Linked DNA regions of Homo sapiens: region 2 is linked to region 1. The links are chromatin contacts, found by Hi-C or POLR2A ChIA-PET in ENCODE. All regions are on one chromosome and are shown on one strand. Each heading gives the region's core, a stretch centred on a gene start or an enhancer-like site at or near the end of the contact. The rest is flanking DNA. Distances are from core to core; before and after follow the strand shown.

The links. A loop is a pair of places that touch in the nucleus more often than their neighbours do. ChIA-PET counts read pairs that join two places held with the same protein, here RNA polymerase II (POLR2A). Pooled maps may share reads with other maps.
Region 2: a loop to region 1 is called in a pooled map, with 3 times the contacts of the local background. The contact joins the promoter of RTP4 here to the enhancer-like site in region 1. A Hi-C loop is called at or near these places in 2 of 50 pooled maps. POLR2A ChIA-PET finds 5 or more read pairs at or near these places in 2 of 52 experiments (activated T-cell and activated naive CD4-positive, alpha-beta T cell).

The regions. Positions count from the first base shown.
Region 1 is chr3:186,998,674-187,003,049 of GRCh38, forward strand. All of the region lies in intron 2 of ST6GAL1 (ST6 beta-galactoside alpha-2,6-sialyltransferase 1), which reads left to right. Among named protein-coding and RNA genes, the nearest start is that of ST6GAL1, 70 kb to the left of the region's middle. RefSeq lists enhancers at 1-587, 588-1,478, 2,017-2,236, 2,247-2,296, 2,437-2,556. Within about 2 kb of position 2,263, at least 10 of the 41 ENCODE cell types and tissues checked have a DNase peak (open chromatin) inside an H3K27ac peak, as active enhancers do.
Region 2 is chr3:187,366,825-187,370,610 of GRCh38, forward strand. RTP4 (receptor transporter protein 4) reads left to right here and starts at 1,561. Exons shown (of 2, transcript NM_022147.3): 1 at 1,561-1,772. The coding sequence starts at 1,618. RefSeq lists an enhancer at 1,422-1,771.

The DNA.
Region 1 (4,376 bases), core at 1,013-3,512:
ACTCAATATATTCAAAATACTCTTACTTTCTCATGTAATCAATATAAAATTACGAATCATACTTTCTACATTCCTTTTTCCATAAGAAATCTTCAGTGTGTATTTTTACACTTACAGCACGTCTCATCTGGCCTAGCCACATCTGGCTAGTGGCTGTTGCATTGTGGAGCCCAGTTCTAAGCATTTTACGTATATTATTTCATATAGTTCAATAATCACGTGAAAAGTTTATTACAGAACTATCTAATGGTTGAGGAAATGAAGCCCAGAGAGGTTAGGTAACTTGCCTGGGGGGCACGAAGCTGGAAAGCAACAGAACTGGATCCTGGCCTCTCCCTCCTCTTCCCACTGTGGCCAACTGCCAGCCGACCAGGAAGGGGGCCCGGGGGCAATGCAGGGGTATCTTATTTCCAAACCATTGTTAAACTTGCTCTTGTGGAGGCAGCTGGCCCTGGGGAAGTAAAGGGAATCCTCCTTTTTAAATGCATATGCGAAAGTTAAGGGAATCCTTTCACTAGGCGGTAAGCCTCTGTCTAGGGCCGTGGGACCATTAACACCACTCGCCTCGTAGAAGGTGTGTGTCATTCAAGGTGATAATGCATAGGAACAGCTCAGCTATGTCAGGGCCAGGCCATTATGGGTGCTGAATAAATGTGTTTCTGTCCCCTATGCTAAGGCAAGACATCCGGGGAAGAAGTAGGCCCGGATTTGTCGCCTTGAAGGAAGACTACTATAATCTCTTTTTTTTTTTTTTTTGAGACGGAGTCTCACTCCGTAGCCCAGACTGGAGTGCAGTGGCACGATCTCGGCTCACTGCAAGCTCCGCCTCCCTGGTTCAGGCCATTCTCCTGCCTCAGCCTCCCGAGTAGCTGGGACTACAGGAGTGCACCACTGCGCCTGGCTAATTTTGTATTTTTAGTAGAGATGGGGTTTCACCGTGTTAGCCAGGATGGTCTCGATCTCCTGACCTCATGATCCTCCCGTCTTGGCCTCCTAAAGCACTGGGATTACAGTCATGAGCCACCGTGTCCAGCCAAGACTACTATATTCTAATGGAGGGTAAGTGGAGTAGGAGGGCCATGTGCGTGCTCTGGGGGCAACAAACTTGGTGCTAAACTTGTTTTTCTTGTTTTACTCACAAACATTATGACAGCAGTAAAGATACACTTTTATTTATTTATATTTTTTTTAGAGACAGAGTCCTCCTCTGTTGCCCAGGCTGGAGTGGCTATTGTAGTTCACTGCAGCCTTGAACTTGTGGGCTTGGGATCCTCCTGTCTCAGCCTCCTGAGTAGCTGGGACTATAGGCGTGCACTATCACACTGAGCTATTTTAAGAACATTTTTGTAGAGTATGTTGGCCAGACGGATCTTGAACCTCTGGCCTCCAGCATTCTTCCTGCCTTGGCCTCTCAAAGTGATGGGATTCATAAGCATGAGTCATGGTGCCCAGCCAAGATACATTTTTAAAATGTATCCTGCCTCCTGACACATTACTGTTCACTTGTAACAATGGTCACTTGTAATCATAGTCTGTTTGCAAAGCAAGCTTTTAATAGAATTACAATTTTAGTGTTGACCAAAAGTTTATTTTGGGCCGGATGTGGTGGCTCACGTCTGTAATCTCAGCACTTTGGGAGGCTGAGGTGGGTGGATCACCTGAGGTTAGGAGTTCGAGACCAGCCTGGCCAACATGGTGAAACCCCATCTCTACTAAAAATACAAAAAAAAAAAAAAAAAATTAGCTAGGCTTGGTGGAGGTGCCCGTAATCCCAGCTACTCGGGAGGCTGAGGCAGGAGAATCGCTTGAACCCGGGAGGCCGAGGTGGCAGTGAGCCAAGATTTTGCCATTGCACTCCAGCCTGGGTGACAAGATCGAGACTCTGGCTCAAAAAAAAGTTTATTTTGTTTCTATAAACATTGTTTTTCATCTTTATAGTGCATGTCTTTTGTTAATGGCTTCATAGGCAATCGATGGACTTCTGGATCACAATTTTGCTTGTTCCTATGGCTAGATATTTAGGTTGTTCCAAATTTTCTCAGCATTACATTTGATGCTACAGTAGGCACCCACACATTTATGTTTCTTTTCTGTTTTTCAACTATTGTTGGTTGTTCTGAGGTATTTTCGTAAGGTTTCACTTCTGTTTTCCCAGCCATGAGTGATACATGAGCACAACTGTTTTGCTATTAATCACCAGCATTGGGTGTGAAAATTTACTCAAAGTTTTGCTAAATTTAACTGGAGTAGAAATGGGCCATGCATTTGTGCGTACTTCCCCAGATGCTTTTTAGAACAGTGCTTGTGTAACTGACCAGAGTGTCAGGTGAGGCCATTGTTGGCAGAAAGGTGCCTTCCTCGGGAGAAGGTGGGTTACACAGCTTTTCTTTGCAGATGAATGGTGAGAGCCAAACCCGAAGACCCACAGGTTTCAAGCTGGCCATGTGGCTTCACTAAGTTTGGCCTCAACTTCCCACAGTGGCACAGAAGCGAGGTAGAACTCAGTGTTCCTACCCGAACCCTGGACATTCTGAAATGTCCACAGCCCGAGGAAAGGGATGACCTGCATGTCACTTTCCATACCCTCCACTGCACATAGATCTGTCTCAGGCATTGAATCAGAGGGATGTGTGACTTTGGACAAATTATTTTACCTTTCTCTGCCTCATTTCTTCATCTAAAATCAGGTGACAGCAATGTCTCCCTGTAATATTGCAGTGGGGATTAAATCTGTTAATACTTGAAAAGTGCTGAGATCAGTGCCTGGCACATAAGTAGTGCTCAATAACTGTTGTAAACCTGGGTTTGGATCTCACTTCCATTGCTTTCTGGAGGCCCACTTTGGTCAAATGGCTGACCTTTCTGGACTTCAGCTTCATCTGTAAAATGGGATTATGGCATCTACTTCAGCATCATGTTAGGGGTTTAAGTGAGAAAATGCATTTCACACAGTGTCCTGCACATAAAGGGCCCACCATATATGTAATGAAAAACAAACAAACGGCCGGGCTCAGTGGCTCACTCCTGTAATCTCAGCACTTTGGGAGGCCCAGGCGGGCAGATCACGAGGTCAGGAGTTTGAGACCAGCCTGGTCAACATGGTGAAACCCCGTCTCTACTAAAAATACAAAAATTAGCCGGGTGTGGTGGCGCGCGCCTGTAATCCCAGCTACTCAGGAGGCTGAGGCAGGAGAATTGCTTGAACCCGGGAGGCGGAGGTTGCAGTGAGCCGAGATCACGCCACTGCACTCCAGCCTGGACAACAGAGTGAGACTTTGTCTCAAAAAAAAAAAAAAAACCCAAAAACAAAACAAACAAACAATGTTTTTAGCTTTATTTTCTACTCTACCAAAGAGAGAGCTTTGTTGCCTTATATTGGTGTTGTAATTAGCTGTTAGATCTGACCATATTTTCTGTTATGGTGTATTTTTAAGTCCACATTCTAGGTTTAAGGCCATCTTGAAACAAATGGGAGGCAAATCAACATTTTCGTGTGTCTGAAGCTTTTAATGTAATTTTGTTTTGGAGATGAATGAGCTCATAATTCCACAAAGAAGGGATGATATTTCATATACTTATTAGTTTAGTGATTTCCCTCCCACACTTAGTGTCAAACTGTCAGGTTTATGGAAGCTATCAAATGTTTCTTTATGCTCAGCAGCACAGATCAAAGTTGTCTACATGATAAGGTAAAAAACATATTCTTTAGGAAATGCAAAGAAATGACCCAAAAGACCCTTGAGCACAGCTCATTCCTCTCCCTGGTCTGTCCAACTTTCCCTCAGGAAAAGTCAATGTAGTCATTATGTCTGGAAAATGCCAAGGACTTCTTTCCCTCATTTTTTACATGGCCTTGCACTCTGTGAGGCATTGGCTGGGAGGTTCATTGTGGCTTTCTTGCCGCTAAGCATCTCCTCTCTGCCAACATCTCATCAATTCCTGTCTGTGCCAATTACCTTTGCTTAGGATTTGGGGTGAGGAAAGTTGTGTGATTTGTCTGTTTCTGTTTCTGGGTAAAATCTCAACTCTGGGCGTATCAGCAGAAAGGGTTCTGAAATGTCCCTTGATTCAGATGATTCTGAATCAATAGCATGTATGTGTGTGTGCATAATTACCCTTACCCAGAAAATTCTCCATTATAATTCTTTAAAAGCACAGGTTCACAAATTATTAGAAAGTATATTTTGTATACTATTTACGGTAGCAAAATATCAAATGCAAGAAGCAAGTTTAATTAAAGATAGGCAAGACATTTTACTGAAGAATATAAAACATTAGTAAGAGAAATAAAACAATGGCTTATGCAATTATGGAAACTGACAATTACCAAGATCTGCGACTGGCAAGGTGGAGGCCCAGGAGCAGCAATGGTGCAG
Region 2 (3,786 bases), core at 311-2,810, 370 kb after region 1:
TGGGTGTGAGCATCTGTGGGGGCAGGAATTGTTTCTTAGCTACAGGATACTCTTTTCCCAGTGCCAAAAACAGTGCTTTTGTGTCCGGAATTGGTGGGTTCTTGGTCTCACTGACTTCAAAAATGAAGCCACCGACCCTCATGGTGAGTGTTACAGCTCATAAAGGCACAGTGCCCAGAGTTTGTTCCTTCTGATGTTCGGATGTGTTCTGAGTTTCTTCCTTCTGGTGGGTTTATTGTCTTGCTGGCTCAAGAGTGAAGCTGCAGACCTTCCGGGTGAGTGTTAACAGCTGATAAAGGCAGAGCAGACCCAAACACTGCGCAGCAGCAAGATTCATTGCAAAAACCAAAAGAACAAATCTTCCACCACGTGGAAGGGGACCCGAGCCGGTTGTCAGTGCTGGCTGGGGCAGCCTGCTTTTATTCTCTTATCTGGCCCCACCCACATCCTGCAGATTGGTCCATTTTACAGAGAGCCAATTGGTCTGTTTTACAGAGAGCTGATTGGTCCGTTTTGACAGGGTGCTGATTGGTGCATCCACAAACCCTGAGCTAGACACAGGGTGCTGATTGGTGCATTTACAAACCTTGAGCTAGATACAGAGTGCCCATTGGTGTATTCACAATCCCTTAGCTAGACATAAAGGTTCTCCAAGTCCCCACTAGACTCAGGAGCCCAGCTGGCTTCACCCAGTGGATCCCGCCCCGGGGGCAGCAGGTGGAGCTGCCTGCCAGTCCTGCGTGTGTGCCCGCACTTCTCTGCCCTTGGGCGGTCGATGGGACCAGGCACCATGGAGCAGGGGGTGGCACTCGTCGGGGAGGCTTGGGCCATGCAGGAGCCCAGGGTGGGGAGACTCAGGCATGGCGGGCTGCAGGTCCCGAGCCCTGCCCCACAGAGAGGCAGCTAAGGCCCAGCGAGAAATCGAGCTCAGTGCCGGTGGGCCGGCACTGCTGGGGGACCTGGCGCACCCTCCGCAGCTGCTGGCCCAGGTGCTAAGCACTTCACTGCCCAGGGCTGGGGGCCTGCCGGCCGCTCCGAGTGCAGGGCCCGCCAAGCCCACGCCCACCCAGAACTCTAGCTGGCCTGCAAGCCCTGCATGCAGCCCCGGTTCCTGCCCGTGCCTCTCCCTCCACATCTCCCAGCAGGCTGAGGGAGCCGGTTCTGGCTTTGGCCTACCCAGGAAGGGGCTCCCACAGTGCAGTGGCTGGCTGAAGGGCTCCTCCAGCGCGGCCAGAGTGGGCACCGAGGCCGAGGAGGCTCCGAGAGCGAGCGAGGGCTGCGAGGGCTACCAGCATGCTGTCACCTCTCACTTTGCCTATTATAAAAAATGAGAGAGAGAAAATAAAAGCGAATTTATATGTGACCCCAGAATCTAGAACAGAGCTCTTTATCTCTCTCTCAGCAAGGCCTATTAACTAACACAGTTTTGCTGCTGTCTGTTTTCAGAACAAAGACTTGTTCTGTGTACTCAGACAGTCTAAAATGAAGGTTGAAAAAAACAGCTCATGTCCATACACAGAAACAGAAACTGAACCGAACACCGAAACTGAAACTGTTTGTCTCTTCCTGAGAAACGAGCAAACCTGAAAGCTACTCTCTCAGCTTCAGAGGGAAAAAATGGTTGTAGATTTCTGGACTTGGGAGCAGACATTTCAAGAACTAATCCAAGAGGCAAAACCCCGGGCCACATGGACGCTGAAGTTGGATGGCAACCTTCAGCTAGACTGCCTGGCTCAAGGGTGGAAGCAATACCAACAGAGAGCATTTGGCTGGTGAGTGTGGGTTTCCCAGGCAATAGCTCTTCTGAGAAGAGAGGCTCAGGCTCAGCTTAGCATGATTTATTCCTCTGAGAGCTTGTTGAAGGAGTAAATGTCACCAGGGCCTCCATCCTATTGTGGTCATAGTACTCTTTAGGGTCGACATGATAAGACGACTCCAAACCTCCATTTTGTTTAACTGCTGGAAGTTTCTTCTTTTACTAGGTTTCCCTCCGTAAATATTTCTGGAAAACCCTGGAGAAGGCTCCCTATTCCATAAATTTTCCCTTCTAGTTTCTCACCACGTCATTTGTTCCAGACTACCTCTAGAGTCTTTTGCAGTCTCCCCAGCAGTCCTGACCAGCTTCCCCCAGCTGCACCAGCTCTCCAAGCCTTGGCACTGTTCAGTACAAGCCTGGGACGGAGCCTTTTTTTTTTTTTTAAATATCTTAAGAATTGGCTAAGATCAAGCAGTTACTCTGAACATTGCTTTACTGAAGGCCTGGGGATAATAGTATAGAATGATGTTGCAAAAACTAAATCTAAAACCCAGTTCATGGAGTCACCAAGTAATACTCCTCCCTTACTCACCACTTCCCTCTTTAACCCCCAGCAAGCCTCCAGGTTGCAGGAACCAGTTTCCTTGACCATGTTAGGAGGGTGAGAATTGCTGACCTGGATAATCAAATTTATTTTTAAATGACACACAGGACCTTCGGTATAGTTTTCATCTGACCTATTACTCAGCTTGCCTGCCTGCCCCATCCTGCCTCAGGTATGGCCTACTCCATTCCTTATGGACTATTAGCTATGCCATGCATCTTCAGACTTCCACACTCTTGTTCATGGAGTTCTGCTTGTTCAGCAGACCCTCCCCTCACCCCTCCCTGCTCATCCTTCAAGGCCCACTCTAGTGCCTCCTCCTCCTAAAAGCATTCTCTGGTTCTCCTAGGCAGAGTAAGTATTCCTTCGTATACATTCCCATAAGATAATGGGATAAGATAAAATATATATGTATATGTATACATAAATGATATATAATTATATATACATATGTACTATGTATTTCAGAATAATAAATTTATAAATAATATATGTATTATTATATATTGTATCAAATACAGTATATGCTTATTTTTAGCTGCAGAATCTGTTGTTTAAATAAAGCCTCCTAAACGTCTCCAGAACAGTTCTCAAGTCACTTGTCAGAGCCCGTATAGCAGTCATGTTGCTCTGCTTTCTAATCCAGGGAAATGTGTAAATATTTCTGTCCACACCAGCCAGAGCTTTTTGAGGGACTCATGATGTCTTACAACGTTTTGGCACTCCTCCAAACAGAAAGAAGGTGTTTCTCCTGTTGGGATGATTTGATTTGATTGTCATTTCGAGATCGGAAAAGCAACCTACCAGTGTACTTTTGGAAAATATCAATCAGCTTTTGAAAAGCATTTTGTAGTTTACAAAGTGTTTTCACATACATCGTCTCTTTTGATGCTGCCAATATAACCCTTGAATTTTTTTTTTATGGATTCAAACAATGAGGGTTATAGAAGGGAAGGGCTTTGCCCAAGGTCTTCCTGATGTAAACTGGATCTTCAACCCAGGTATGAGGGATGCAGTCTGTTTCTCCAGGTGTGAGAGATTAGCTACACTACTCACCAGAGGCAACGTGTTACAGCAGGTAAATGAGTTGAATTTCAGATGGCCTGAGATTAGCAGCATGCCTCTAACATTTACCCTGTGTGTCCTTAAGCAGGTTGCGTATCCTTTTCATGATTCAGTTTCCTTATCTGGATATTGGGTTTAATAGTGCTTACTTCACAGATGAAATGGGATAAAATTATAAAGACCAATTATATTGTATGCATCAAAATAGATACTTTACCAAAGCTTTCTATGACCAAAATTAGGAATAAGTTTCTCTGGAAGATGGCAGACATGATTTTCCCTCAGAGGCATCTGGAGATGTTTTACTAGCAAAGAGGTAGACTTGGGTGTAACATATGGGTGGATACTCAGTAGGTCACAG